Linked DNA regions of Mus musculus: region 1 is linked to region 2. A link is a loop called in an ENCODE intact Hi-C map of the cell type or tissue named here. Cell type or tissue: left cerebral cortex. All regions are shown on one strand. Each heading gives the region's core, and the rest is flanking DNA. Links, peaks and the distances in the headings are about the cores only.

The links. A loop is a pair of places that touch in the nucleus more often than their neighbours do. Peaks named below come from ENCODE experiments on the same cell type or tissue, not always from the same donor. Only the 100,000 strongest peaks of a DNase experiment are listed, where the experiment ranks them.
Region 1: it touches region 2 in a loop (2.5-fold over the local background); 4 of 42 quality-filtered maps call a loop at or near these places.

What each region holds. Positions count from the first base shown.
Region 1 is chr13:60,439,418-60,455,092 of GRCm38, reverse strand. No RefSeq gene overlaps it. Among named protein-coding and RNA genes, the nearest start is that of Gm35333, 12 kb to the right of the region's middle. In left cerebral cortex, for the core only: a CTCF peak has its summit at 7,952; DNase peaks (open chromatin) are centred at 7,957 and 9,709.
Region 2 is chr13:59,883,609-59,899,283 of GRCm38, reverse strand. No RefSeq gene overlaps it. Among named protein-coding and RNA genes, the nearest start is that of Gm19866, 24 kb to the left of the region's middle. In left cerebral cortex, for the core only: CTCF peaks have their summits at 9,506 (motif pointing left) and 12,494 (motif pointing left); DNase peaks (open chromatin) are centred at 9,435 and 11,773; H3K27ac peaks cover 239 bases.

The DNA of each region.
Region 1 (15,675 bases), core at 4,003-12,002, 560 kb before region 2:
CTGCTGTCCACAGGCCTATGATGCTGCCGGGCTGGCAGCCTTTGTCTGCATCAGGAAGGGTTCCAGCATTTTCAGCTCCCCTCTGTCATCTAGCACTCACACAATCCTAGCTGATTCAGGTGGGAATCCGGATGGAGAGACCATTGCAAACTAAGAAGGCAAGAACATAGGGAGCCAGCTCTGCTCAAAACGATTAAATTCTCTGCATTTAAAACAGGTCTGTTTTCCTCACCCAGGGAACATGTCTGCTCTGAAAACACCTCTGAGAAGCCGAGGTCTTTCATCATGACTGGTGCCGTTTACATGCCCTTTCTAGCTTTAATTCATGATATATATGTTCTGCTCAGGGCTTAAGCTGTGTTTCCTTCAGCCCTCGGCAACACAGCTTACTTCAACTTTATAAAATTAATAACTTGTTTGGCTTCCAGGTTCACTGCCTGGGGTAGATGGGAAGGTCGGAAAAGTTGGGGAAAGGCAGTTTCGTAGAATCCAACCGAAGAGCAGGACCGGGTACAGCAACATTTCCACGGAGATTGATCTTACACAGTAACATTGGCCTGGTAAAAACGAACAGTTCAGTCTTTGTGATCTGGTCACAAGGTTGGGCAGCCATCACTGCTGTTCAATTCTGAATATTTCATCACCGTAAAAGAAACCCTTTAAGACTGTCCGTTTTCAGCCCCTGTCCACTACTAATCTGCTCCCACAGCCAGTTCTTATAGACTCTCTCGTGTATGATGTGTGGCCATCTGTGGTCAGATCTCTGTTGTATGACTCAGCCCTTTATTCCTTTTGCTGAGTCATATTCAACTGTATGGTCCAGCCCACTTACTCATTGAGTAGCTGCTGGATATTTGGGGATTTGTACAAGTGCTTGTGTGAACACGTGTTTAACACACCCCAAGGAGTGGCATTGCTCGGCCCTGTGGTAATTTTGAATAATTTTCTGATTGTTTTCCAAAATTGTTGCACGAATGTTAAAGTCCCTGAAGATGGAGAACGAGGATTCTAATCTCTGGCCACCATGCTCACAGGCCCTTGTTTGTCTTATCTTTGCTGTTGAGTGAGCTTTCGGTGGCCTCTGTGGTTTGGTTTGCATTTCTCTCTATGCCTGGCCGTGTGGAGCATGGTTCTATGGGCTCACAGGCCATCAGCATGTCTTCTTCTGAAAAATATTCCCTCAACTCCTTTACTCATTTAAAACTGGTATATCAGGTGTGGCAGCTCTTACCTACAATCCCAGCACTCAGGAGGCAGAAGCAAATGGATCTCTGTAAGTTCAAGGCCAGCCTGGTCTACATAGTGAGTTCCAAGCCAACACAAGCTACACAGTAAGACTGTCTAAACTAACAAGCAAATGAGCATATATACAATGACACCCCCCACCCTTGGCAATTTGTCTGTACATTGTTGAGTTGTTTATATTGTTGGGTCACGTAAGCTCCTTATCTATTCCAGAAATAAGTCCTTTATTTGCAAATAGTCTCTCTTGTCATGTGGGTTCTCAGTGGAATCCTTTAAAACACAAAGATTTTTCCTATCAATAAAGTCTAATTTATCTGTCGCTTGTGCTTTCGGTATCAAATCAAAGAATCTGATGCTGTAATTGTTTTGTAGTCTTTTGCTATTGTTCTTGTTTTTGTTTTCTGGGTTTTTTTGTTTGTTTGTTTGTTTTGGGGGGTTGTTTATTTGTTTGGGGGGTTGTGGTTTTTTTTGTTTTTGTTTTGTTGTTGTTGTTGTTTTGTTTTATTTTTGAGACAGGATTTCTCTGTATAGCCCTGTCTACCCTGGAACTTGCTTTGTAGACCAGACAGGCCTGGAACTCACAGAGATCTGCCTGCCTCTGCTTCTCAAAGATATGTGCCACCATGCCAGGCTGGTTTTGCAGTTTTATTTTGGGTCTTAGATTTATTTTCAGATAAGTTTTGTTGAAGCGAGTACTTGAATATTTGGAATGTGTGTTTCCCCTGCTCTCTGCTGGGAGACTGTTCTTCTACATGCTTGGTCCTGGAGACTTTGTTTATGCACAGACCCTTGGTCCATTCAATCTGCCAGTGTATCTGCCTTCATGTCACGGTCCCCTTTTATTTAAAAAAGTATTTATTCATTTCAATTGTATGGGTGGGAGTGTTTTGCCTTCATGTATGTTTAGGCACCATGTGGGTGCAGTACCAGAAGAGGTCCTCTTCAGAGGCCAGAAGAGGACGATGGATCATCTGGAACTAGAATTATAGATGGTTCTTAGCTACCATGTGTGTGTGCAGAGAATACAGTCCTAATCCTCTATGAGAACAGTCAGTCCTCATAACCACCCAGCTACCACCCAGTCTTGATTACTGTAGCTGAATAGAAAGTTTTGAAATTTAGATCTGTGATCCCTCTGATTTATGATCTGTGTTTTTTGTTTGTTTGTTTGTTTGTTTGTTTTTTGGTAACAGTTTTAATTATTCAGAATCTGTTACCTCATATGCATTTGAGGAACATGTTGCTAATTTCCTCAAATATCTTAATTAATAAAATGGTACTGTGAGGAGACAGAGTGATGGTTCAGGAGTCTAGAGCACTGGCTGCTTGGGCAGAGGACCAGGGTTTGGTTTCTAGTACCCACGTGGTGACTCTTAATCTCTGAAACTCTAGCTTCAGATGATCTGATGTCCTCTTCTGGACGTCATGGGTACCAGGCACACATACACAGTGCACATACATATGTGCAGAAAAACACTCATATACACAAAATAAAAGTAACATAAGACACAAGAATCCTTTAAAAAGGACCTCATGATTGTGGAGTGAATATCGTGAGTTAGGAAGCATAAGTTGTGGAGCATGTTCCAAGCAGGCTCCCCCGCAGCAACTACTGGGTTAATTTTGAGGTAGCAATGGATACATTGTGGGAAGGTTGTTACATTTGAGTTAGGTAACTTGGTGTTTAAGATCTTGGACCAGTGGCTCCTAAGTTGCTGCCTAGTATACATACAACACCAATTATTATTGTTGTTGTTATTGTTGTTGCTTCTGTTGTTATTATTATTATCAGAGGTTGTCTGCTTCTGCTAAGAGGAACATGAGGAGAAACAATATACTTACAACATGACGGACAGTTGAAAACAAAGCCCAAGTAGTTCGTTAAGCGAAGACGAGGTTCTTCAATTGATGGTAAATTAATGTCAAGGTTGGAGATGGGCGTCGTGAAATCTACTGGAGCTTGGCAGAGACATATAGGTCATGTGCCCTGTGTTTGAGCAGAGTTCTGTTTGAGCAACGCTGACATAAGAAACTGGTGGTTCCTTTCCAGCCTGTGCAGCAGAGTCCCCGAGAGGCTGATTATGATTATGCCAGGCTAGCTGATGGGGCGGGGGGTGCCTCAGACAGTTTGGCTTTCAGTTTTACACAAAATTGTAAGGACCAATAGGCATGGCTCTTAGTGAACAAAGCTTTGTGTGTAATAGTTTTTAAAAGCGTAAAAAAATTTCTGAGATTAAAAATAAATTCTGGGGCTGGGTGGTGGTGGCCAACACCTCTAATCCCAGCACTTGCAAGGCAGAGGCAGGCAGATCTCTGTGAGTCGGAGGCCAGCCTGGTCTACGGCGTGAGTTCCAGGATAGCCAGTTCTATACAGAGAAACCATGTCTCAAAACAAAACAAAACAAAATGCTGGGAAATGTGTGGGAAGGACAAACCCTTAGGTCAAAATTAACATATTTCTTCGGGTATTTGTGCGTGCTCCCCAGTGTGTAACATTCTCTCAGGAATTTGTGTGTACTCCGCAGTGTACACTCTGACTCTCTTCTCATTCTGATGAGTATTCTAACCTGGAGAGGGACTGAGGAATTGCCCAGGGTCACACAGCAACAGAAGTAGAATTTGAACTTTTCGTATCTTGTTTCCAGGGCTGACAGAAGAGTCTGCAGCCTTGGGGCTTAAGGGATATTAAACTTTACAAGTAACTCTGTCTGGGGATGGGGAGCAGGCATTCGGATGCATGCACCCAGTACTTTCCCAGAAACCACTTTTGGGTTACGAATCTCTAGTTGACTGACGGCAACAAAAAAAGCTGAGCCCACAGTCTAGTCCATAATATTCCAAGAGATCTTGCCTGGACACTCCCAGCTCTTTCAGAGTGGTTTGTTGGCTGCCCTAAGTCCTTGACCTCATTAGATTTATGGCTGGAGCTGAGGGGAGCCGGCTAGCATGCTGCAAATTACTGGGCCGGGCCACATTAACCACAAGCTCCCTCCCAGGGAAATCTTGGGGTGAGAGGAAAAGCCAGCCAGGTCAGGGCAGGGCCCACCTCAGGACAGCAGCTCTTCTTGGTACCAAGACTTCCAGTGTTTAAGAAAGAAAGTGAAGGCCAAAATTAAAGGGTAGTTATAATCACTGTTTTCAAAACAATAAAAAAGACTAGGAAAAAAAATCCAAACATTATCAGATTTTGAAAAATTGGTTTTGAGCTATAGCATGACATGGATATCAGAACTGTACCTCATTCATTTTTACCATCAAAATCTCTTACATGCATGGCACAAGGGAGACCTCCCCTTTGCAAGCTAGTCTTGTTCCACACCGTCAACCCTTGCACATGACACCTAGGGCCCTTGATTTCGTGAGAAGGGAACAGGAAACAGAGACTCAGCTCTGTCTGAGTCCAGGTGAGTTTACAGCACTAGCACTGGGCTCTCCCTTCTCCTGATGGCTCCAGACTTAGATCTCAAAAGATTGGCAAAAATAAATAAATCAATATATAAGGGGGAGAGTGGGACAATTACTGAGGACTCAGTTTCTCTATGCCAACAGTTTTCATAAAAATAGGAACATTTATACTTCTGATGTCGTTTAAAAGTCAAAGTTAGCTTCACCCACCACTCTTTCACCAGCTTCCATTATTCTAAGGCAATGTGAAGTAAAAGTTGACTAGGGTCATTTTGACCTTGAACCAATGGATGTTGGGCCAATGCTGAGCTACACTTTTTATTCAGGAAGAAAGAGGAACATGGCTGTGTTAGCTGTCTGTTACTGTAACACATACTCAAGATAATAGGTTTAGAATGAGCAAAGCTTTGATATAGTTGTAGAGGCTTTCCTTTGTTGTGATATAGCAACATAGTTACCCTATGGTCGGTGGGAAGGGGAGCAGAGACTGGCGACACACAGCCCTAGTTCTAGTACTGGGAATTGGGGCCTTTGGGAAGTAGAATTAGATGAGGCCAGAATGGAGTTCCATGACAGCAGATGATCTGTGTGACTGAGCTAACATGCTTGCTCCATCTTTCCCTTTGATACCTCCCATGTGTCCACCAGAGGCTAACAGATGACACCATCGCATCTTTGTGTCTTCTGACCTCCAGAATAAACTTCTATTCTTCACTGATTTCCTAGTCTCCAGTATTTTGCTATAGCAATGGAAAATAAAGTAGGTGAGCGAGCCCTGATCTTTGGTCACCTGTATGTTGAGTGTGAATTCTAAACCGAGTGAGATAACATAGGCCTTGAGTGCAGGCAGTGCTCTGAGTGTCTCCTGCAGCTTTGTCCTGCCACTAGGCGGGGCAGGCCTCGCCTGGTCTGAATTTTTGGATGTTTCTGAGGACATTTAGTGGGATTGTCTTTGAATTTGGCTTTCACACACGTCACAGCCTACACCTCTGCGACAGAACATCAGCTTCATGCAGAGATAAATGGCTCCACAGATTGCCTAGCCTTCCACAGTCAGAGATCAATGAGAAGTGTGTACTCTAGTTTTCGTGCACGTGAAACTCAATTGGTCAGATGAGGTAAAACAAACAAACAAACAAACAAACAATAAATAAATAAAACAAGAGACACGAAAACCGGCTGAGGGCTGGTAGGATGATGCAGGCGCTTCCCCATCCACTAGTGTGAGCAGAAGTTGAATTCTAGCCCCTGGGACAATCTTAGGAACACTTAGGCCTTCCAGGAGAAATTTGAAGTCTAAATGAGAGGGCTCCAGGCAATTTCCAAGAGCTGAGGCCAATACTCAGAATGGTGTGCCCTTACTGAAGAGCCTGAGACCTCACTCTTCACTACCGCAGTCCTGCATGGCTGTCCCAGCCCGACCCCTCTTGCACTAATCTCCTGCATCTGGATTAGTCTTGGATTAGCCTGGTCTTTTGAGCTACTAAGATCGTTGTTGACCTAAGTTAGCAACAGAAGCTTAATTGGGATTGAGTGGACAACGAAACTGAATTAAGTTAATTAGTATGCCCTGAGCATCTACTGTGTGCAAAGTTGCATGCACACCCCTGACTACTGTTGCAAGAAAATATGGATAAATCCTTGAAAGTGATTTTGGATAAGGCCACCCTGTCAGCATGAGTTGAGTTCTCTCTCTCTCTCTCTCTCTCTCTCTCTTCCTTTTTTAAAAAAAAAGATTTATTTATTATTGTATCTAAGCACACTGTAGCTGTCTTCAGACACTCCAGAAGAGGGTGTCAGATCTCGTTACAGATGGTTGTGAGCCACCATGTAGTTGCTGGGATTTGAACTCAGGCCCTTCAAAAGAGCAGTCAGTGCTTTTAACCGCTGAGCCATCTCTCCAGCCCTCATGAGTGCTTTCTTACTAAGGGTGTGATTTATTTTCACTTACCAAGTACTTTGGTTTTTATCTGTATATCTATCTACAACCTGATGCAGTCTCTATTTTGTTTAAAAAAGATTTACGTTTATTATTCTTTATGTGTATGCATGTATGTCTATGTGTGAGTATGTACACATGAGCGCAAATGCCTGTGGATGCCAGAAGAGGCTGTGAGCCACAGTTACAGGTGGTTGTGAGCTGCCTGATATGAGTACTGGGAACTGAGCTTGGATTCTCTGCACGAGCAGTTGATGTTCTTAGCTGCTAAGTCATCCCCCCGGTTTATTTTACTGAACCTCAGAGAGACGAGATGTCTTTCTCAGAAACACACAGCTAATAAGAAACAGTACAGGGACACATGCAAGTCAACGCCGAGGGCAGTGTGTTAGCTGAGAGCCCTTCTTCAGTTGAAACATTTCAGATTTTAGAGTTTTCATATTTGGAGATATTTCATAGATTTTTTTCGAATTGAACATCACACATTGAAAACATTCTCTGATCAGGAAACCTCTTTGACATCATGATAACACTCACATATTTCAGATTTGGGAATATGTTGTTGTTGTTGGGTTTTTTTTTTTCCTGTTTTATTATATTTTTTGAGTAGTAGGTCTGTTTAGCCTGTGTCTCTCCTTCATGGAAATAGACACAGAGGTCACACTCGGAGCCTCTGTCTCACCCTGCTGTGCATTTCCACAGCGTTTCTATGACCATGTCCACCTTCCCAATCATATCTCAGCCCCTCAGAGGTTGGCAGCCCTGGAGAGCCTCTGACAGCAGCCCAGCTCCGTGGAGCAAAGGGCAGTGGGTGCTGCTTTTCAGAAGGGTGATCTCCCATTCCACTGGAAAATAGAAGGACTTTATTTCTTGCTGCTAAAATGGAGGGAGTTTGAACTTTCCTGTCCTGGACCATTCATCGAAAGGGCCGATCCGAAAGGTCTTTAGCCTACTCAGTTCTCAGATCAATTGGGTCCAATCAGAAGCCACCTTGCAAACACTGGCCATCACTAGATTATAGACAAGCTTTGTTGCTTTCTGAGTCTCAGCTGTCAAGACACCTGGAGTTTTCACGCCCCTCCCTGTTCATCAGGCTTGGATAGACATGACATTTCATAAGGAAAGGACTGAAAATGGACCAGGGTTTCCACTGAAAAATTCCATTAGGCCTGCAATAACACATGCAGGAAATCTGTTTAGCAGACCTGTTTGGGGGCAGTGAAACCCAGGAAAGGAATAAGCCCTTTCCAACTAATGGTTCTTCCAGGGACTGATCATCAGAAAGATGTGTTCTCAGTGAAGGCTGGTGAGGTGTTTTCCTGCAGTTTCTCCGTGAAGGCTGGCTTACTTCCTTCTTCCTCCTGGGGGCTGTGGTGCGCTTTTGTCTAGAATAGGACACTGGCTCACGGGGGAATAGCTGAGAGTTCCTTGATGATGATTTTTTTCCTAGACTAGCTTTTCTTTAATTCTGCTCCCAAAGGGCCTCAGTGAGATGAAGCCAATCCCCCCAGCCAGCCCATATTATCTGGTACATCCTTGACTGAACGTGTAATGACGGGAGAGTCTCTGTGACAAAAGGCAGGGGGGGAAAAACAACAACCATTTGGTTCATTCTGTGTACACTGATTTTAACCATGTACCTTAGATGGGGGAATTGGCGCGAGAGACCACTGGAACATGTCTCTATCTGGCTTCTGCTCCTTGAAGTGATAGGAAAGGCCGCTAAAAAGACAATTGCTGTCCTAAAAGAGAAGGTTCCATCACTAAAGGGCTTCTAGAAACATAGGGAAGCTTCTGGGATAGTATGGACTAGCACAAGGTCGGAGTATCAGGGAAATGTGGGGTGGAAAACCCAAAGTCAAAGCACACCAGGAGGAACTCTGCTGACGTCAGTGCTGGTGCAGCCACCCCCCGCCCAAAGCATACCAGGAGGACCCTTGCTGAAGTCAGTGCTGGTGCAGGGACCCTCCACCCCCACCACCACCCTCAAAAAAAAAAAAAAAAAAAAAAAAGCAACTGACCCGTAGCAGCTCAGGTGCATGTGGGTTGAATTAGGGTAGTATTTGTCCAATGGCATCATGGAAGGGCAGGCCAGTGGGTAAGAGAGATGGGCATGTATTCAGATTCATGGGACTGATGACCTCTGGGGTCTACTAAGCAAAGAGAGAAGTAACAGCTTAATATATGCGCTCAGTTGCCTGGAGAGACTGGGGGATGCAGGGTGACTCAAGATGAGTCCCATGGAAGGAGGTGGTCAGAAACAGAATAAGATGCTGAAGGTACCTCCAGGCCTCGGTGAGATCCTGGGTGTAACCTGGGAGCTGCTGTCTGTGAGGAACTTGAGGAGGTTAGCACCACTCATATGCCCCTAATAAAATGAAAAACTGAGCCAAACAACCACAAACCCACCACCACCGCTGCTGGCCATACACATGCACATCCACAGGAGTGAGCCCGAAACAAAACAACCCGAGGATGATAAAAAGAACAGAGATCTTACAGTCAGTCAAAGAACGTGAAATGCAACAATTCGAGAAAGCACAAAACAAAAGATGCTAAACCGAGAGTCCCTTGAGAAGTAACCAAGGTGAGTCCTTCTGCTCCCAAGGATGCAGATCTGAAACACAGGAAGACGAAAATATTTAAGAGAATGGGTACAGTTGCAGTCACAGTGGGAAACATTGTGAGTTCATGCTAGAACTAGTAAGATTCACAAACAGCTACTGTTGATTGATTCTTTAAGATGGAGGAACTTCTTTTTAGTGTCTGAGTGTTTTGTCTGCATGTCTGTCTGTGCACCATGAGTATGTGCAGTGCCTGCAAGGATCAGAAAAGGGTGTCAGCACCCTGAGGAGGTTGTGAGCTGTCATGGTGGTGCTGGGAACTGGATGGAGGAAATAAAATACACGGCAGTAATTTAACTGGGCTCTGTCGTCTGGCCTTGATTTATGGCTGTTTATGTATAAGATAGAAACCCTAGTGTCTTATGCTCCCATCTTCCGGTCTCCGGTTCTAAGTTAATCTCCAGACAGACTTGGCATCTTACCCCTAGTCTTCATATATTGCTTCACATGTCTGTTTTCCTTGCATGTGAAGGGTATTCCGTGCCAAAACTCTCATGTCTCCCCCCGCCCCAAGCTTTGGCCAGTCTAATTTTGGAGCTTTAAAAAAGTCTGCATCCCACATTTTTTTTCTCACAGCTCCATTTGCATTTTTTGTCTATTTTGGATCCTCTTCCCTTCAATGCTGTGCATGTGTGCTCCATTTCCTGTTTTCACAAGCTCTGCAGCGACAGAAGGATGTCTCCATTAAAGGCTAGTCACTTAACTTTTATTTTTTTTTCTATCTAATATGGAATGTTTTGACCTATGCAATGGACTCTAGGCATGGCCATTGTTGGTGGATTTGTCTTTAGAGAACACAGACTGGGGATAATTTTCCAGTGTCCTGCCTCTAGGGGATTTGGTGCCATGGCATTGGATAGAATGCAGATAGTTAACACACGTGTACCCCAGCTTTTGTCCCTGAGACAAAGGGTGCAACAGGGTCTGTTCTCCCTTCAGACCCCCCCCATGCTCTTTGTTTTTTATGCCAGTAGTACTTTATTATATTTAACCATATGCACAAATCATGAGTATTTAGCAAGTGATTTAATTTTGACATGTGTATGCCCTGGTTCAGACATTAGACAATTCTATGACTTCATCTTTCAAGTGAGCTACTTGAAAGCCCCAAACCTTCTAACTCCAGGCTGTGGCTGACCTGTTCTCTGTCACTATATATTAGGCTTTGATGTTTAAGAACTCAGCAGATGAAGCATGCATAGATCTTCTTTCTTTATACTTTGGCTTATTCAGGATATTTGGAAATTCATGTCATGTGTATATTCATAGTTTATTGTTTTATAATATAAATGTGTGTGTGTGTGTGTGTGTGTGTGTGTGTGTGTGTGTGTGTGTGTGTGTTAGGGAGTGCTATGTGCACATGAGTGCAGGTACCTGTAGAAGCCAGAAGAGGGCACAAGATCTTCTGGAGCTGGAGTTACAGGAGGTTGTGAGCTACCTGATTTGGGTGCTGGGAATTGAACCTGGGTTCTCTGCAAGAGCAGTATGTGATCTTCATATTGAGTCTATCTCCAGTCTATATTTAAAAATTGTTTGATATTATTCCATTTCACATGGATATACCACAATTTACCCATTTTTCTTGTAAGGGACTTGGGCTGTTGCCAACTTTCCTCTTACTATGAATAAAGTAGTTATTTACATACACAGCTTTTTGCGAGTAAGGTCTTGCATTAATTTCTCTTGGAATATATCAAGTAGTGTTATGCTGTTGCAGGATCGTAGATTCAAGATAATTTTAAAAAGCTAAGTTCTTTTTTAAATGATTGTACAGTTTTAAACAGGATTAGTACATTAAAGTGTTCTGCAGTGTTGCTAACACTTAATAGACCCAGCTTTATTTTTTAGCCCCTGTGTTGGATGTGTAGATCCTCTTAGGAGGCTTTGGTTTGTATTTCGCTGGTAACTAGTGATGGGTTCACTGGGTTATTTGAATTTTGAACGTTTAATTTCTCTTTTTAAAAAATATGAATGTGCTTCAGCTTAGCACCAACTATATGCCCGCACTGCCACAGACTTTGGAATTCAATGCCTGTCTTCTTCTTCTTCTTCTTCTTCTTCTTCTTCTTCTTCTTCTTCTTCTTCTTCTTCTTCTTCTTCTTCTTCTTCTTCTTCTTCTTCTTCTTCTTCTTCTTCCTCTTCCTCTTCCTCTTCCTTTTCTTTTTCTCCTCCTCCTCCTCCTCCTCCTCTTCCTCCTCCTCCTCCTCCTCCTCCTCCTCCTCCTCCTTCTTCTTTTTCTTCTTCTTCTTTGTCTTTTCTAGGTAGGGTCTTACTATGTAGCCCTGACTGGCCTAGAAATTACTATATAGACCAGGCTGGCCTTCAACTTACAGAGTCTGCTGTTGTCTCCTGAGTGCTGAGATTAAAGGCTTGTGCTACCATGTCCAGTCAAAATTTAATATCTTTATCAATTTAATCAACTATAGATCTCAATAAATAATTCCCACCTTATAGAATAAGAAACAGGTTCAGATATATTGCAAACCTCCCTTAAGTTTGACGCTCCCTATCCTGAAACACAAGACCTCTGCTTATGAGTCAGCATTGAAGAGTAACCACTGCAAAAGGACATTGCATACCTTTGAATTTGATCTTGCCTTTTAAAAAGGTTATTAAAGATAGATGTTTATTTGGGTGTCCCATATAACCCACCAACACTGCAGTGTTTAGTGGTTTTAGTTTACAGTCATTTGTGATGTACAACCGTAACTATGTTGCACCTCTACTGTGATGCACAACTGTAACTATGTTGCATTTCTACTGTGATGCACAACTGTAACTATGTTGCACTTCTACTGTGATGTACAACTGTAACTATGTTGCACTTCTACTGTGATGTACAACCGTAACTATGTTGCACCTCTACTGTGATGCACAACTGTAACTATGTTGCATTTCTACTGTGATGCACAACTGTAACTATGTTGCACTTCTACTGTGATGTACAACTGTAACTATGTTGCATTTCTACTGTGATGCACAACTGTAACTATGTTGCACTTCTACTGTGATGTACAACTGTAACTATGTTGCACTTCTACTGTGATGTACAACCGTAACTATGTTGCACCTCTACTGTGATGCACAACTGGAACTATGTTGCACTTCTACTGTGATGCACAACTGTAACTATGTTGCATTTCTACTGTGATGTACAAATGTAACTATGTTGCACTTCTGCTGTGATGCACAACTGTAACTATGTTGCACTTCTACTGTGATATACAACTGTAACTATGTTGCACTTCCGCTGTGATGTACAAATGTAACTATGTTGCATTTCTACTGTGATGCACAACTGTAACTATGTTGCACTTCTACTGTGATGCACAACTGTAACTATGTTGCACTTCTACTGTGATGTACAACTGTAACTATGTTGCACTTCTACTGTGATGCACAACTGTAACTATGTTGCACTTCTACTGTGATGCACAACTGTAACTATGTTGCACTTCTACTGTGATGCACAACTGTAACTATGTTGCACTTCTACTGTGATGCACAACTGTAACTATGTTGCACTTCTACTGTGCAGTCTCTAGTCATCACCCCATCCCAACTCCTTCGAGCTCTAAACAGCTACAATTGATGTCTATCACCATAGACTAACTTGTCCTTGACATTTTTTTAAGAACTGAATGATGTAATCTATGCTCTCCTGTGACTGGATTCTTTTGATCCTAGCTATATTTAACACCTGTAGCAAAAGATGGTTTTTAGTCCATGAGACTCCAGCCCTGTGCTTCCTCGGTGCTCCATCCCTCAGGGGTACATGTGACTGAGCTCCAGATAGAAGTGGGTGTCTCCTAGTTCTAGACCTTGCTTTTGTGGAAAGTAAGATTCTTGGTCTCTTTTTTATTCCCCTAATGTTTTGTAAACTAAAAATATTTAACTAAGCTTAGCCATCACATGTGTTTTGGGGTTAAGCCTCATATTAACACATGTGTTTGTGGGGTGAAGCATCATATTAAAACACATACGTAATTATCAAAATCAGGCTCACTGGAGTTCTGCCACATCAAACTTTGTTTATTCTAGTTTCCTTTGAAAACTAAACCCCGCCAAGCATTCTAACACCCGTTCTTACTCTTTTTTTCCTATACTCTGGGTGATCGTGAAGTATTGAGAAGACCCAGAGGAAGCAGAGGGCACAGATGGATCCAAAGCAAGGAGTCAAATCGTCCTCTGACAAGGTTGGACGGAGGCCCAGGGCTGTAAAGAAATGTTTATTGTGCTAGATTAACCCCCAAGATTTAGACCTGTTTACCCTAGCAACTAATCTCATTTACCTAGACTACTAAAACCACTAAAACCCCTCCTTGAAAGCTGATAACTGTGAGCACTTCTACCTTGTCAAGATCTCTAGCTGTGCATGGCGATTTAAAGCAGCATACTGGAGGGGTCTTTTTCTGCGACAGGCATGAAGAACTCTAGTTTCTTTCAGACCATGAGTGGGGGAACAGCAACTCATTCTGTCACTCCCAGGCATCTTACAGACAGATCTTTCCTAACTGTTTCGACCTTAAGCATTTGAAAAGAGTCAGAGAAAACAATATTTTAAGGGTCAGAACTGCTTATTTTTAAATTAGTTTATTCTCTCATCAGCCCAACTGTGAAGCCTTTAACCTAAAATCTGTCCTGCCAACATGATGTGCAGGGACAAAGTGTCACAGCCATTCTTTATTTTTATTTTAAAGTGTGTGTGTGTGTTTGTGTGCGTGTTGCAGAGATGTGCACGTGTGTGTAGGTACCCACAAAGGTCAGAAGAAGTGCCCCAGACCCTTCCACAGCAGAGCTGGAGTTACACGTAGTTGTGAGCTGCCTAATATGGGTGCTGATAGTAGAACTCAGATCCTCTGGAAGCGCAAGCAACACATGCTCTTCAGACCCCGTAGAGACCATGCTTAAAGAATAAATCACACACAGCCAAACCCATGTATGAGCATTCTCAGAACAGATTCCTCAAGCTTTCCAGTCATTCACTGTCTTTGCTCTAATCTCCCAGCACACAGGAGCTCCACAGGAAGCTTCAGGAACAGTGCTGAGCGTATTGCAGGGCACTGTGTGAATTATAAAAATCTGTGCTGTTCTAAAGATCAAAACACCTACCCATCTGGGATATATAAATCCTATCACGGAATTTATGAGGGGGTTATCTTGAATTATGTGCTTGGTGTTGGGTTTGGCACATAATAAATATCAAGGGCCCTCTCAGGACAGTAGATTAGCATCCGGGGGTGGGGGGTGGGGTGGAGAAAAGAGCCAGGCATCTGTGGAATTTAAATGGGAAGATGCCCTATTCCTTTCAGAGAGGATGGAGCTCCTAACCCTGAAAAGCAAAGTAGAATCCTTGTTTTTAAGCCTGGTATGATCTCCTCCCAGAAGGATAAGAGCTGATTAATCTTCCTATGGCTTAGAGCACAAGGTGTACAAATTTGGCTCTTTGGATTCAGTATGTTCTAGATCTTTCTCTCCAAAAAGGGTCTATTTGCTATATGCCAGTTGAGTTGCACCAGTGGGACTTGTAGTCTTGTTTGTCTGATTCTAAAAGGAGCTGGAAGGAAGGGCAGAAGGAGCACCCCTATTCACAACACACCTGCCAAAACAGCCCACACTTCAGCTCCATCGATACAACTCTGTGTCTCTCAGCTGCCTCTGAACTGGGAGCACACTGCGAGGGAAAGCCAAATACCTACCACCCCTTTGATGCTAACAGGGGCTAACACACTTCAATGGCTGCCATGAGCAAGCTACCCTGCAGACTGCATGCGATTCAAAGGCATAAAAGTACTTTTTGAAAAAAAAAAGATTTATTTACTGATTTTATGTATATGAGTATGCTGCCGCTGACACACTAGATTAAAATTCACAGCCTCTGGAAGAGTAACCAGTGCTCTTAACCATTGAACCACCTCTCTCTCCCCATAGAGGCACTTTTTAATCTTCTCAGGTAGAACAAAACTCCTTAAAACCAGGGACATACTTGCAGGAAAACTCACAGTCAGAGGAAGATGGCCTAAAAATAAGGCACATGTGAGAGGGGAGGTTGAAGTTTGTTCAGGAGATCAAAGACAGAAGGCGAGGCTTTAAATTTTGATGCTCACAAAGACCGAGTGTGGCACTGGCCATGGCTGTTCCTAACACTTTCATGTGTAGATCTGCACGGGGGGTGCTTTAAATCAATTTACCTCAGTCTGCCTGGTTTTAGTTTACAAGTGTTGTTCCCCCCCCCCCCCCCGCCTCTTCCACTCCCCTTCTGGCTATGATTGCTTGCATTAGCATGTACAATCAGTAACACAGAAGCGATATGAGGCTTCAGGTAAGTTTCTAATTGTGTTCCTACTAATTAGTTCTATTCTACAACTAATGCCCTGTACACTTTGAATTTCCCAGGGCGTGCAGTGCGTCAGTGTGGATAATGAGTTCGTAGGAAGAGTGCTGCTGTACCTGACAATCTAT
Region 2 (15,675 bases), core at 4,661-12,660:
TGTGTGTGTGTGTGTGTGTGTGTGCCTGGTATGTGTGTGTGCCTGGTATGTGTGTGTATGGCTGGTATGTGTGCCTGATGGGTGTGCCTAGTATGTGTGCTGGTGTGTGTATGTGCCTGGTGTGGGTGCCTGGTATGTGTGCCTGATGTATGTGCCTGGTGTGTGTGTGTGCCTGGTGTGTTTGTGTGTGTGCCTGGTATGTGTACCTGATGGATGTGCCTGGTGTGTGTGCTAATGTGTGTGTGTGTGTGTGTGCCTGGTATGTGTACCTGATGGATGTGCCTGGTATGTGTGCTGATGTGTGTGTGTGCATGTGTGTGTGTGTGTGTGTGTGTGTGTGTGTGTGTGTGTGTGCCTGCCTGCTGATGGACTCACAGGTGAACCCTCACAACTCAGTAATTAAAAGATGATGCTGTAATTAAAACACGAGCAACAGCTGTTTTCCCAGGGAGTGACTGTGCTTGGCCAGTGAGTCAAGGAGACAATGGGCATCCCAGTCATAAAGATATGCAGACAGAAAGCATAGACAGATACATGTCACACCTTCTGAGAAGGCTAACTTCAAAATGTCAGGTAATAACAGTGGCCGAGAAGATGAGGCAGAACTGGCCCTCTTGTCCCCCATAGTGGGGATGCAGAATGATGGATGCTCTTCCTGAGCCTGGGAAGAAACAGTCTGTGTCTCTTCTAGAAGTTAAGCCTGTGACCCAAAAATTCCATTCCCAGATATACCATTTAAAAAAAAAAAGAAAGAAAACGCATGTCTATACAAAAACATGTTCATGAACCTCTCTCTATAGCAACAACATTGGTTCACAGTCACCCCAAATTAGAAACAACGCAAATGCCCTGCAACTAATGATGGGGTAAGCAAAGTCAGACACAGCTGTAAGACAGAATATCATCAAAGTCAGACAAGTGTGAGACAGAATATCATCCAGCCTTCGGAAGAAAGGAAACCCATGCAGGTAACCGCATGAATGCGTTTCGTGTCGTGAAACCTTCTGCAACTTGAAAGACCCGACTCTTGAAAGCTCACATAGTACATGTTTTCATCATGTGAGGTGATCCTAGTAAGAAAGTGGACAGACACAAAGGGAGACTAGATGTGTCTTTAGAATGGGAGGGAGAAGGTGGGAAGGTCATAGCTAAAGGGGTTAGGGTTCCTTTTTGAAATAAAAAACAGCTGGGAAACCACTAAATTCTGCATTTAAGGAGGCAAAATGTATGGTATGTGGACTATAGCCCAGTGACATTGTTTAACATAAAAAGCAGCAGATGGAAGTGTGGGCATGGGGACAGCTCTGGCTGTCATGAGCAGAAGTGAAGAGCAGGAAGGGAGGGAGGAGAGACCACTATTTCTCCTTCTACATCAGTCTCTGAGAAACCCATGGTAGACTGGCTCATCTCTATCACAGCCCTGCCCCAGGCTCAGGAAGAGCATAGAGAAGGGAGCAGAAAGAACTCTAGAGCTGGCGGAGGGGAGGGAGCTGTGAAACGCTGACCTGTGGACCTGGTGTGGCTCTGCACACTTCATCTCACAACAGCTGAGCTCACCTTGCTCACCTTGCCAGCCCACACAAGATCAAGCTGGTCTTCTGGGTCCCCACCCTCTGTGGAGGAGCTATTGTGTAATGGCTGCTCAGACAGACAGTCTTTTGGGGACATGGACAAAGGTAGGATTCCCACACCCAACTGAAAACTGACGACTACACCCAAGAGCATTGCTAACTGGACTCGGGTTGGTAATAACAAGAGAGACGTAATTATGGGAGGAAACAATGAGGAACAGCAGGAGTTGGAGGGACAGAGGGACAAATGGACATGATCAAAATGCATTACATGAGCATATGAGACTATCTATGACTAAACAAGAAATGTTTAAGTGTTAATGAAAGGCTTAGCGAATGTGTCATACTTAATACAAGTGACTCCAATTTCCCACCAGGATAAAGAACAAGGACAGGCCAACCCCCTCTCGTTACTATTTTTCCTATTTTTACATATCCCAGTGTTTTGCTTGCATGTACATCTGTGCACCATGTACATGCCTGGTATCTACAAGGCCAGAACAGAGCATTGAATCTCCTAGAGACAGTTATGAGCCAACTCATAGGTATTAGAACTCAAACCCACACCCTCAGCAAGAATAGCCAGTGCTCTGAGCTGCTCTCCAACCTGTTACTGCTTCCCACATATTAGAAGTAATTCTAAGCCGTGCATGGTGGTGCATGCCTTTAATCCCAGCACTTAGGAGGCAAGGGCAGGTAGATTTCTGAGTTCGAGGCCAGCCTGGTCTACAGAGTGAGTTCCAGGACAGCCAGGGCTACACAGAGAAACCCTGTCTTGAAAAACCAAAGGAAAAAAAAAGTAATTCTAATGCAATAAGACAAGAAAAGTACCAAAATCTATCCATGATTTCGTAGAAGACATCAAATAAAACCATCATTGTGGGTTGATGGTATTGCCATCATGTAGAAAATCCAAAAGAATCAACAATAATGAACAAAAAACTAGGACTAACAAATTACAGGATGTGAAAGTCAGTCACTTTCCTACTGCAGTTAAGATGTTGCTTAAATGGGGTGGGGGGGGAGAGATGTTGCTTAAAGCATAGTAACGGGGGCATTAGAGAGAGAGAGAGAGAGAGAGAGAGAGAGAGAGAGAAAGGGAGACAGAGAGAGACTTAAGTCTACATCACATGGAACATGTGCAAAACCTTGACAGAGAAAGCTGGGATGTTCTAACCAAATGTATCAAAGAAATGAATGGAAAGATATTCACATCCATGGGGAAGAACACACAATGTTGCAGAGACCTAAGAGTCTCCTGACTTAGCCTTATGCACTCAGAGCAATCACCAGCTCACATCCAAAAGCCAGCTTGGGAAATTTAAAGGCTACTTCCAAAGCTTAGGTGGGAAAACCTGGGACTAGAGAAGCTTCTAAAATACTGAAGCACAAAACTGGGAGGCTGTGATTTCTTGATTTCAAGATGTGCTCTTAGAATTCAGTAATGAAAATAGGTCAGACAGAGAGCTGCAAAATAAGTGATTATTATCTTCTGTAAATATTGATTAATGGGGCAAATAAGATGGCAGCAATTATTCCTGCCTTAGTTAGGGTTTTGCTGCTGTGAACAGACACCATGACCAAGGCAACTCTTTTAAGGATAACATTTCATTGGAGCTGGCTTATAGGTTCAGAGAGTCAGTCCATTATCACGAGACATGGTGCAGGAGGAGCTAAGAGTTTTGCATCTTCATCTGAAGGCTACTAGTAGAATATTGGCTTCCAGGCAGCTATGATAAGGGACTTAAAGCCCACGCCCACAGTGTCACACCTACTCCAACAAGGCCACACCTACTCCAATGAGGCCACACCTAATAGTGGCACTTCCTGGGCTGAGTATATACAAACCATCACAATTCCTTCCTTAACCAGCTTTTTCCCAAATAAGCACACTGAGACCTTTTAATATTTCAAAAGCTTAGGCCTTAGCTGGGCAGACTCTCAACTAGCTCATCATACATTCATGTGCAATAACAAAAGTACTTGTTTTTACTAAGAAAAAAGTACTGAAAGCCAGGGGTGGGGTATGCACGCTTGCTTGTGTATACACACTTTGTGGGAATTGGCCATCCATGTTTTTACACACCTTAGTAGTGCTTCATTTGAGACAATAAGCAGGCTGAGGAGGGGCCTGAGAAACTGAAGCCACGTCTCAAGTTTGCAACCCTTTACCTTCAAATCTGTCTTCACTCATTGCATTATGGGGCTGACTGCCTAGAAATTAATACCCACCCAGCTCTCAGGAAGTCACATAAAAATGGGTATCAGCCATGGGACCTCCCCACGGTGGCTCTACAGAAAACATAATAAAAAAAGGCTCTGGAATATTTTTGGTAAGGCTCTGGGCAAAGGTTGATCACCCAATGTCATTGAGTCCAGGACTGTTTGTATGGCTGGGGATGAAGCAGTCGGGAGTGTTTTGTGTAGAACATTAATTGGGGAACCAACAGAGCTGAGATTCTGGTACATTGCGGTGCTCCACAGACTACATATGATCCTCCCAACACCCAAACAAATTCCAGACATTTCCTCCCTAGTCCTTCCAATCTAAAAAGAACTTGAAACTAAAAGCCTATTTTTAAAAGACTCATCTCTATTTTATTGTATATGCCTGTCCTGTATGTTAGTGGACAATGTGTGTGCAGTGCCTGCAGAGACCAGAAAAGGGCATCCGATCCTCTGGAACTGGAGTTATAGAAAGTATTGCGCAGCCATGGGAGACCCCAACCAGGGTCCTCTGCAAGAGTAGCAGTGCTCTTAACCACTGAGCTACCTGAGTTCCATAGAAGCCTACCTCTTAAATGAAGAAGCCTACTTCTTAAATGAATTGTTCTTTTTCTGTAATTTTCCCTTTGAATAGGGAATGAGACATGTATTGACAGTATCAAACTTCGAAAACATTTTGGGGATGTGGTTAAGGAAGAATATGCTCACTCTGTGAGCAGAGTGACCATATCCAATTCTTCTTGTCACTGATTTAGACAGTCCACCCAGCCTCCAACTATAGTCTGCTTCCCCACCTAAAAGACAGAGGTTAGAATAAAATTACTATAGGGATTATTACAAAGATCAAATGTGTTAATAAAAGTAAAATATTTTAATTGTCCCCAACACCTCATAATCTTTGAACATTAAAAGTTCTTCAGCTGGTGAGAGGTCTCATCTGATAAAGGTGTTTGCTGCCAAGTCTGACAATCTAAGTTCAGTCTTTGGACCCACATGATGAAAGGAAGAAACTGATTCCCAATTCCCACAAGATGTCTTTTCACACACACACACACACACACACACACACATTATTTTTAAAATCCCATAGTCTGGCACATGTTTCCCAAGCTGAACCTACTGTCACTTTTTTTTTCTCTCACTCAGCATATACGCACTGATCGGGGTGCCTGCTGCTTGCCAGGCCTTGTGCTAGACGGTTAGAACAACAAGGAAATGAAACGAGCGAGCCTCTCAGCCTGGGGACCATGCAGCCCACTGCACATCCTGTAGTGTGCTCAGGCCAATTCATTCAGCACTCTCATTTCAAAGCATGGGACAAATGAAACCTGTTATTTATACACAGTCCATGAAATCCAAGAATAGTGTGACACAAGCTGGATCCCCAAGAGAATGCCACCAAGAGGAGCCACGGGGCTTGACATCCAGACCCAACAACATTGGTGGCCTGACTATAAATTACAGAGACTTGAGCCACATTCCAGAGCAGAAGTTCATCCTGTTACCTATTGAATGTGATGGGTTACATATGTCAATACATAGATACATACATACATACACACATATATACATATACACATACATATATACACACATATATACATACACACATATATACACACACATATACATACATATATATACATATACACAAACATACATACACACACATATACATACATACATATACACATATATACACATACATATATACACACACATATACATACATACATATATACACATGCACACACATATATATTCACACATATACATACATATATACATACACACATACATATATACACACATGTATATACATACATATACATATACACACACATACATACATACATATTCATCAAGTTCATAGCACTGTGTCGCTATTCAGACAAAACCATTCGCCCAGTACAGATCTGAGAGAAACACATGAATAGAAAGATCCAGAAGGTACAAAGCTGGGCTCTGTAGTTCACACCTGTAATTCCAGGACTTGAGAGGCTGACACAGGAAGATCATGATATCAGGACCAGCCTGGGTTACATAATGATTATAGGCTGGCGGTCTCCACAATGACAACGCCTAACACTGCACAAGACGCTTCTCCTTCTACGACTTCTACTCTTGAGTTTCATAGAACAAAGAGAAACCCTCAGAACACATGGCTTGTGAGTTGTTTTGTTGTAAGCCTTTGGGTAGGCAAACAGAGAGATGTCTGTGACTGTGGCAATGCTGGCCACTGGAAACTCATGACATCAGCTGCCCCCTCATGGCTCGATGATTAACTTTCGAAGGTCTCTCTGTGGTTTCCAAGAGAAAACGCAGCGAGCTCACATGACATAAGGCTCGGCGTGCCTCGTGAGCACACACCTTTCACTCCTTCCTGTTGTCCTTCTGCACTCACAACCCTGCCCTCCAGTTGTGACTGCACACTAAAACCTGGCATTACAAAGCCCTTGCTGTTTTTCAACTCAGAGTAAAAGTGAGTACACACCTCAAGCGTTCATAGGGGTCAGTCAGAAAAGACTCGAGGTTTCTAACAAAATAAAGGCACAGTTGGGTCTTGCTTTTCTATGGGGGTCATCAGCCTCATGTATCATGTGTCATCTGACCAGAGTTCAAGGGCTAATTTCTCAGGCACTGAGAGAGAACAGGAGATAGGCAAGCCACTAACCTTCAGTGTCCCCAAAGGAATGCCAGTCAAATCATCCTTAGAATTGTTGCAATGACTGGGAACAAATAAACACTCTCAACCTGGGAACACTGCTGGACCTCGGACACCTTTCTGTCTTCGACAGTGGGAAGCCCCTGAGTGAGTAACTCAACCCCTCGCCTGGTTTTGATCTGGCCTCTGGGAGCTGCACCCCCTCCCCCGGGAGCAAAACTTCTCCTCCTCCTCCTAAGGCCCTGTCTGCATAGACTCCTCTAGGGGCCTAGGAGTCATATTGTCACAGACAGCCATAAAATGTTTATAGCTGCCAGGATCCATTGATCAGCGAGTCAACCGTGCATGCAGTAAAAGTGCTTCGTGTGAGAATTCAGAAGCCAGGGCACAGCAGGCCACAGTTGCCGCTTGGCTGCTGAGGTAGTTTCATGGTGCTGCCGGGTCCCACCTGTTCACTCACCTCCCTCTAAATAGACAGTAAATATACATCCCCAATAATTAAAGAAAGGCAGATTGTTCTTAAGTTAAAATAGAGAACTGTAGGTGAGAGATCATGCTTGTTTGAGGGGCTTAAAGTATCTGGACATAATCCTCAAGCCACCCATGGAGGCTGAGACCTGGAGGGGTGGGGACAGGGAACAAGGAGCGGGCTCTGCTGAGGGAGCAAAGGGGATCACTCTGTTTTCACAGTTGTATTGTAAAAACAACCGCTAATACCCAGAAGACCCAAGAGCAGCCCTCCATGGCTTATCTGAGAAGCCACTCCCCGTCTCACACCCTGTCTAGACCGAACTGGGCATTATCAACCACCTCTATAGATGAAGCAGGAACCTATTCTGACAGACCCGGGCCTAACGAGCCTGCTGCTGTGGAAAATTCAGAAGGAAATAGATTGCTTTCCACCTCAGATAACTGAAAAGGGGACCTCTCAGGCCTGACACCCTCCATTCTGCCTGAGACACGTCATCTCTCACTCTTGACTAACAAAGTCCCTGAGTCTGACTGAAAGGAAGGAAATGAGAGACAGGCTCCTTAAGTATCTCCATCAGAAGCCAAGGTCTGCGCGGAAATCCCAGTGGGGCCTAGTAGACTCCTACTGTGGGCACTGCCACCTCGTGCCTCCTATTTAAGATGCCCAGCGCGTGGAGGACAATGCTTACTACTTCCCCTCGATAGGCTCCACCAGGCCTATACATCTATAGGTACCTATGTAGTCATCGGTACCATAAGGGCTGTTCCAGCCAACAGAACATATCGTTCTGGGAAAGGACACAGTCCCGTGGGAGCTGTCACTACTACCCAGAAACCTCTTGCTCTGCTCTGAACATACTGTTGTGGAAACCACAACCATGCTGCAACAGCTCAGGGAGACCGGGAGCAAAGGCATTTCTGTCCCATTCATTCATTGAACACTTAGGTATCTACCACACCCCATTATCACTGTTCAGTGCTCCTATCAACTCATTTAAGCACTGTACACCCAATACTAAAGAAGATCAGTAAAAGAAAGGGCAAAGCTACGCCAGTGCCAGTTGCAAGTTACATGCCACGCAAGCATTCCCAGGGAAGTAAATGGAGACTGAAGCTCAGCACAGGGGCAGACAACCCTCTTGCTTTGTCACTGCCTCAGTCTCCCCATCTGTAAAATGGGAATGGCCGTGACCTCTGTGGGTCATGCCCTGTAAGGAGCAAACCAAAGAGACTAGAAAAGTCTTCAAGGAGTGTCATATTGACATCAAGACCAAGTGTTAGAATCTCCTTCCCTCTGTGTGTGAGGAGGGTGCCCGCTGTTTATCAGCTATGGAGTATTCAACAGTCAGAGAATAAACACAGTTCATGGTTCCTGGCGAGGAAGAGCAGTAAACATTTTTACTCCATGAAGGCCTCGATAGTCAGGATATGATAGTGTACGTCAGTTATCTCAGTACTTAGAAGGGTGAGGCAGGAGGATTATCATCTTGAAGCCAACCTAGGCTACATAGCAACGCCTCAAAAACATCTCGTTTAAAATTAGAGATATGGGTAACTACGCTTTTACCCAGGGATCCAGATAAAACCTCAGATGGAACCTTCATCAACCGCATTCTCGTGTTTCCCATGAGACTACAAAAGAAGCTGGCAACTGGGCTGGTGGAGAAGCAGCCTTCCCTCCTCACGGGTACCACATGGGGACCTGAGGTGAAGCTGGCATGCCAGCTGATGCTTACTGCCATTCTGCTGCCAAGTGCCTGACCCAACCCTTTCAGGGGAGAGATGTGGATTCAGACCTTGTAGCTAAGTGTGTACGTGTGTGCGTGTGTGTGTGTGTGTGTGTGGGGGGGGGGGGTCCCTGAATAATTTACACAGGATAATCCAACTTGGCTAAGCCTGGAGAGAGGGAACATGGATCCTTATTTAGAAATGTCTTTCTCCCCTCAGAATTTAGAAAATATCAATAGAGTCTGAAAAGATGGCTATGAAGTCACCAGCATGCCTCCGCTTGTCCCGAGGATGCAGAGATGTCACACCTACATTTTAAGAGGTACTGATATAACCATTCAGGTGCACTCTGTGACACCCAGGGGAGTTGTCCTTCTAGGTACAAAAAGATAAGTGGCCTTAAGTTAGTGTGTGGGACTCTGTGACTCCTTGCTCTCTCAGTACAGTCCTTATGAATCTTTTAAACAGCTCTTCCTCTAGTAGCACATTGTGTGTCCAACCATAAATGCCAAAGGCTGCTTCTTATCTACCCCTGATACAACTACAGGACGGTAGCAGAGAAGGAGAACCCATTCTGTGGTCTCAGGCAGAGGTCCCACTGTGGAGGACAGGCAGAACCTCATGGCAGGAAGTCCTTCCACAAGGCTATTGGTCATTTCCATTTATCTCCTGAGGGGTTAAGGAAGCTGATTGAGAGAGACGTTCCCATAGCAACCGTGCCGGCCTTCCACTGTGAACATACTGGTTCCATTCCTGATGCAGATTACATCAAACTTTGCCACTTCATGGCTTCATTTTAGCTGAGGCAGATGGTTGTTTGAGAATGTGATCACCGCCACCTTGTGGCACAGAGGAAAACAAAAGACAAAAAGAAAAAAAAATCCCCCCTCTGTAAAGGGCGAATTGTGCTCAGTTTAGGGTCAGTCTTACAAACTTTGACCACTTTTTCTTCTCTGTGGAAGAGCCTTCGTGCTGATCTGTGAACTGGGGCTGTAACACACACAGCAAAAACTCTCCTCCCGGTATCTCAAAATCTCACTGGTAATGCCAGGATTGAGCCGTAATCCCAAATAATTGTATTAACAAGAAAGTCACTTCCCATAATCTCTCCAAAAAATAATGTTATCCACATACGTTTTGTAAAGAGGTCTGAGTATTCTGGTTTAGCCATGTTTGGATTCTGTTCTTAGCCTAGAACAAGTTAGCCTGACCTAAGAGTATTTAAAATCTCCTGCCCTCCTATGCCACATGGCTTGCTTTCAGGGCTTTGCATACCCTGTCTCCTGTATCCACTGTATTTTCTGCTGCAAAGACATCCCTGTGCTTCTTTAAATGGGTCTAAGAAAAATGATTTTCAGTAACTGTAATTGTTTTTTCTCATGGTGAGCTATCTCACTGTGGGAAATTTAACTCTGATAAATACATACCTTCAAACATAAAGAATTAGTTATAATTGTGCTCTGTGTGTGTGTGTATTTGTATATATTGGTGTGTGTGTGTGTGTATATTTGTATATGTATGTGTCTGTGTGTATGTGTCTGTGTATGTGTGTATATGTGTGTGTATGTGGCTGTATATGCGTGTCTGTGTATGTATGTGTGTATGTGTGTGTATATGTGTGTGTATAGGTGTGTGTGTATGTGTATATGTGTGTGTATATGTGTGTATAAGTGTGTGTGCATGTGTGTGTGTGTATGTATGTGTGTGTGTGTGTCTATGTGTGCTCACATTATATGGCTCTACAGTGTCTTGTCTCTGTGGTTACTAACACCCTATGATATGAATAGCAATCATAAACCACAAAAAAAAAAAAAAACATACCCAGGAGCTGAACTCTTCCTAACTCTAACATTAACTCTAGCCATGGGTGTGATACTTATTTGGCCTCAGAGGCTCTGGAGTTAAAAGTTCAAGACAGGAGGAGAGGAGGACATGAGCCTTTGACAGAAATGCTGGGAATCTGAAATAAAAATACATGAATATTTGAGAAAGAAACAAAATGTGCACCCAGGACCAACTCTAAGGTGAAGGCACCTTTTCCCCAGAGGCAGCAGAGAGCTCTGGTGTGAGTCTAGTCTTCACTTTTCAGAATATCCTCAAAGTTAGATGGGGACAGACAGACAGACAGATAGACAGACACACACACACACACACACACACACAGAGAGAGAGAGAGAGAGAGAGAGAGAGAGAGAGAGAGAGAGAGAGAGAAAGAGATCCCCAGGAAATAGAAGTAACTCAAAGCACATAATGTCAAGGACAGTCACAGATTGAATAATAGCATGTGTCCTTGTTACTAGAAACCCTTGCTGTCCCCAAGGTTTCAAGAAGAGACTAAGAGAACACAGATGTGATGGGGGAGGGGAAGCTCTGTTCAGCCACAAATGTTTATCTGGAATGCTGTGGTTGCTGTTGTCAATAACTGTCAACTCCTCCAGGCTACAAGGGAAGGTGGCTTGTACTTCCTGCCTGCTGGGTCATTGGGTGAGACCCAGTGACCAGTTCTGGTGAATGGGAGGAGACAGAAGTGACTTTTGCCACTTCTGGGACAGATTTGATTAGTGACAAGGGTTAGAGTTCTCTCTACTCCATGTACCACCATGGCCTGCAAGTCGAGACAGTAGCCAGTCAGGGCTCTCAAAGAAAGTGCTCTGAATACAGCTCAATGAGAGCAGATCTTGGCCTATCTGTGTGGGGTGTGGACTAGAAGTGAGGAACCAACAAACCCACTGTAGTTTAGGCCAGAAACATCTGGGTGATACGCGTTATTGAGGCATGGCAGAGCCCATCCCAACAAAAGCGCATCACCTTGAAGGGAAAGTTTGGTTGCCTTTTTGAAGTTTGCAGAGGTAATAGTGGTCTGGTGCTTCAAGAAGGTGCTGGAGTGGGTTGTTTTTGGTTTTGTTTTGTTTTGTTTTGTTTTGTTGTCTCTGAGAAGCTCTCCACCATCTTCTGGAAGATCAATGCTGCCTGTAGCAACTCTTACTTTATTTTAGGAAAAACACCAAAATACACCCTGCCTTGTATGAAAATAAATCAAGAAGGCTCTCAGCAGTTCTCAGTGGGGAGGAGGGAACTTCTAATTAAATCCATCTCTTGGGGACAAAGTAGAGCCTTGGTCTGGAAATGAAGATTGCTCCACAGAGCTGAATCAGAGCGGTGATTCACGGGCCTCCTGCTTTTCTGAGGGAGGGAAACCTACTCCTTCCTTTCCCGTGTCAATCAGTTATTCCTTGGTGGGGGGTGGGGGTGGGGAGGAGCTGACTATGGCTTCCCAAGGGCAGCCGAAAGGACCCTTCAGGAGAGCTGCACTGTTGGGCTTAGGATTGGACCCTAAGTTCACATTCTCTGCTTCCCTTCTGTTCTGATCCCTGGACCTTAATAAGAGGCCATCAAAATCTGTACCCTAGCTCCACGCTGGGACAGGGGAGCAAAGAGAAGCAAACCTCTTGGCTAAGGACCAAGGGTAAAGGGCCCTGCAGAACCTGCCTGCTGTGGTTGGAAGAGCTCTGACGCCATCAGCCAGAGCAAGGCCCATTCCTAAGGTCACTCTATGGGAGACACATGCACCAAAAAGATGACAAAGATCATGAGAGATTGAGGTATCCAATGTTGACCACTCCCTAACACCGATATAGGAAGGAGGGCCTGAAACAAGGTCTTGCACTGAGCTCCAGGATCTGCTAATCTTTGCTTAGCCAGAGCTTAGATCACATACACTTGCTCAGCGGTTAAGAGAACTTGCTGCTCTTTCAGAGAAGATGGGTTTAGTTCCCAACACCCACTTGGTAAATCACAACCATCTGTAATTTCCGTTCCAAGGGATCCAAGCGCCCTCTTCTGGCCTCTAGGAGCACTACATGCATGTGGTACACAGATCCCTGCAGGCAAAACACCCACTTGTAAACACATGCTACCACACCCAATTTTTCAAGTGGGCACTGGGGATTCAAACTAGGGATCTCAGGCTTACATGGCAGTTGCTTTACCAACTGAGCCATTTCTCCAGCTCCTAAGAAGCCCTTGAGACAACTGAGGTGACACTTGACCTGCCTTTACATTTTATGAAATTCAAGAGGCAAGGCTCCTTGAAGTGGAAACTTACAGTTTCTTTGGAAAGTCAATTGTGTCAGATGGTGTTTTGCTGGGGCAGACACGTGAAGGAGTGTTTTCCTGAAGCAGACACAGGAGAGAGGATGTTCTGCTAAAGCAAGCATGTGAAAAGACACATGATGAAGGATTCTTTGCTAATGACATGCACGTATTGGTCTGTCTTACATTGCATAGTTGAGCTGCATTTGTCAGGACTCCATAGAGAGAAATACACTAAAAAACTTCTGATGGTGTGCCATGGCTTCTGGGTGCTTCCATGAAAACAGACTGATTGCCTCCTGATACTGTCATGGATGGGACTCTATCCTCTAGTTCCATCTGTGCCCAAGTATTCCTGCAGCAACACATTCACAAGGCTTCCAAGTGCATACAAAGGCTCTTCAGAAGTTCTCACTGATCACCTCCTCTGTGTCTAAGTAGATTACCCCCACTTAATTACATTCTCAGTGAGTCTTAGTTGTTTTCAAAAACTAAATCAGTCTTCTAAATATGAAGAACAATCAACAAAGAATATTCAGTAGAAATGCTTAAAATGAGTGTTGAATCTGTTTGAAACAAGGCTATACCAGTGCGGTGGTTTGAATAAGAGTCTCACTTCCTATTCCACCCCCAGGTTCACATAGTTGAATGCTTAGTCATCAGAGAGTATAGCACTGTTCGGGAAGGATCGAGAGGTGTGGCCTTGCTAGAGAAGTTTCTCACTAGGGGAGGGCTTTGAGGTTTCACATGCTCACACCAAGCCCAGTATCTCTCTTCCTGCTGTCTGCAGATTCAAATGTAGAACTCCCTGCCACTTCTCCAGTACCACGTCTACCTGCGTGCTGCCATGCTCCCTGCCATGATGAAAATGGACTAAAGCTCTCTAACTGTAAGCCACCCCCCCCCCCAATTAAATGCTTTCTTTCCTAAGAGTTGCCATAGCCTTGGTGTCTCTTCACAGCAATAGAACTGTGACTAAGACAAGAGCCGTGGAGATGGCACAGGGGATGGGGGAGAACTTGCCCCTAAGCCTCATGACCTGAGTTTGATCCCTCAGACACTTGGTGGAAAGAGAAAACCAACTCCTGGGAGCTGTTCTCTGATGGCTATATATGGGTATATGTGCACACATAAGTGACTGTAAAAGAGAGAGGAAGAGACCAATATTTGGTCCTTTGCTGAGATGGGGTATTACTATGTTGCTCTTACTGGTCTTGAACTTGTAGCTTACAGGTTCCTCCTACCTTAGCCCCCCCTCCCCCCACCTTCTGTATTGTTTTGCTTTTGTAACTCTACAATAGCACAGGTTTAATCCAGGGAAACATTGTGTTTGTTTCTTTGTGTCATTGCTAAGGACCAGACACAAGGTTTGTACAAGGCAGGCAAGTTGCCTACCACTGAGATATACCCCATCCCCTGCCACAGCTTGTAAAATAAAATCTTCCAGAGAAAACACAGCTTTCCCCAGCTTGATTGAGGAATAACTGGGGATAATAATTCTATCACAGCACATGTTGACCATCTGTGCACACGAGCTTACTTACACCCAAGGGTTCTTATGCACGATCCACTCTGCTGGGCTCAGTTACCATGCTGTACATTTAATCTCCAGCCTGACTCATCTTACTATCCAGTCATTCACTCATTGGATATTTGCAACCAAACCCGATGACTGCTGCCTCATTCTCTCCCCGCTCAACAGTAAAAACTTACTCAGTATATAGATGCAAACTAACAATTAAAGCCAAGTTGTTACCATTCATTATAGACAATATTTGAGAGAAATACAAATATAACAAACATTGATACTGTGTTAGATATCTTCATTCCTGATACTATGTATATCTGAAGGAGTTATGGCCTATGATTGTGTATTTGCTCAGGTTTTGCTGTGATTTGAATGGGAAATGAAAGAAGTTACTCAGGGCCACCTTGAAAGTCACTAGTCCAGACCAGTTGCTCAGAAGGCATTTAAAAGAGCCAAATTAACAATGAAAACCAGAAAGGGGAAGTTTAGTAGATGTGAGCACCCTGGGAAAAGAAACAAAGGGACCAAGTGATCCTACAAATCCACTTTCAGAGTCTTAACTGACCGGATTCAGATGCAGGATGTGCTGGCTAGTCTTAATGTCAACTTCACACAAGCTAAAGTCACTTGAGAGGCGGGAGCCTCAGTTGAGAAAGTGCCCCCTTCCCCCCCACCCCCCACCCACCCATAGGTCAGGTTGTAGGCAAGACTCTAGGGCCCAGGGAAATCCTTAAGTAGTGATTGTTCAGGAAGGGCCCAGCCCACCGTGGGTGGTGCCATCCCTGAGCAAGACAGACAGTAAGCAGCACCCCTTCATGACCTCTGCATCAACTACTGCCCCCAGGTTTCTGCCCTGCTCCAACTCTTGCCCTGACTTCCTTTGATAATGAACAGTGATTTGGAAGCGTAAGCCAAATAAATGCCTTCTTCCCCAAGTTGCTTTGGTCGTGGTGTTTCATCACAGCAATGATAACCGTAGCTAGGACAGGGGATTCGGGAGAGACACTGCCATAGATAAATGGACAGTAGCTAGTTTATTAGAAAAGTCACTAACACCATGCTGATTCTCTGTCTAGAAAACATCACTGAAGAGAGGAAATGAGGGCCCTCTTGGAAGAAGTGGGAAGTCTCTTCCCATACCTTCTGAAGGATGGAGCTGGGCACACAGCAGGAGCTGCCACCCAGCTGACTTCCAGGCAGGAAGCAGGGACAGGTGTAGAGAGCAGGACACCACCAACATCACCTTTGATGTAAACTCACTTCCCTAGGTGAGAGATGTAGGCCCCAAGAAGTTGTTAATTAGATATTCACAGACAGTGTCTCAGCAGAGTGCCTCTCAACTCAGAAAGGGGAAAGCACTGGGCCAGGCCCAACAGGGGCTGAATTCCAATCTT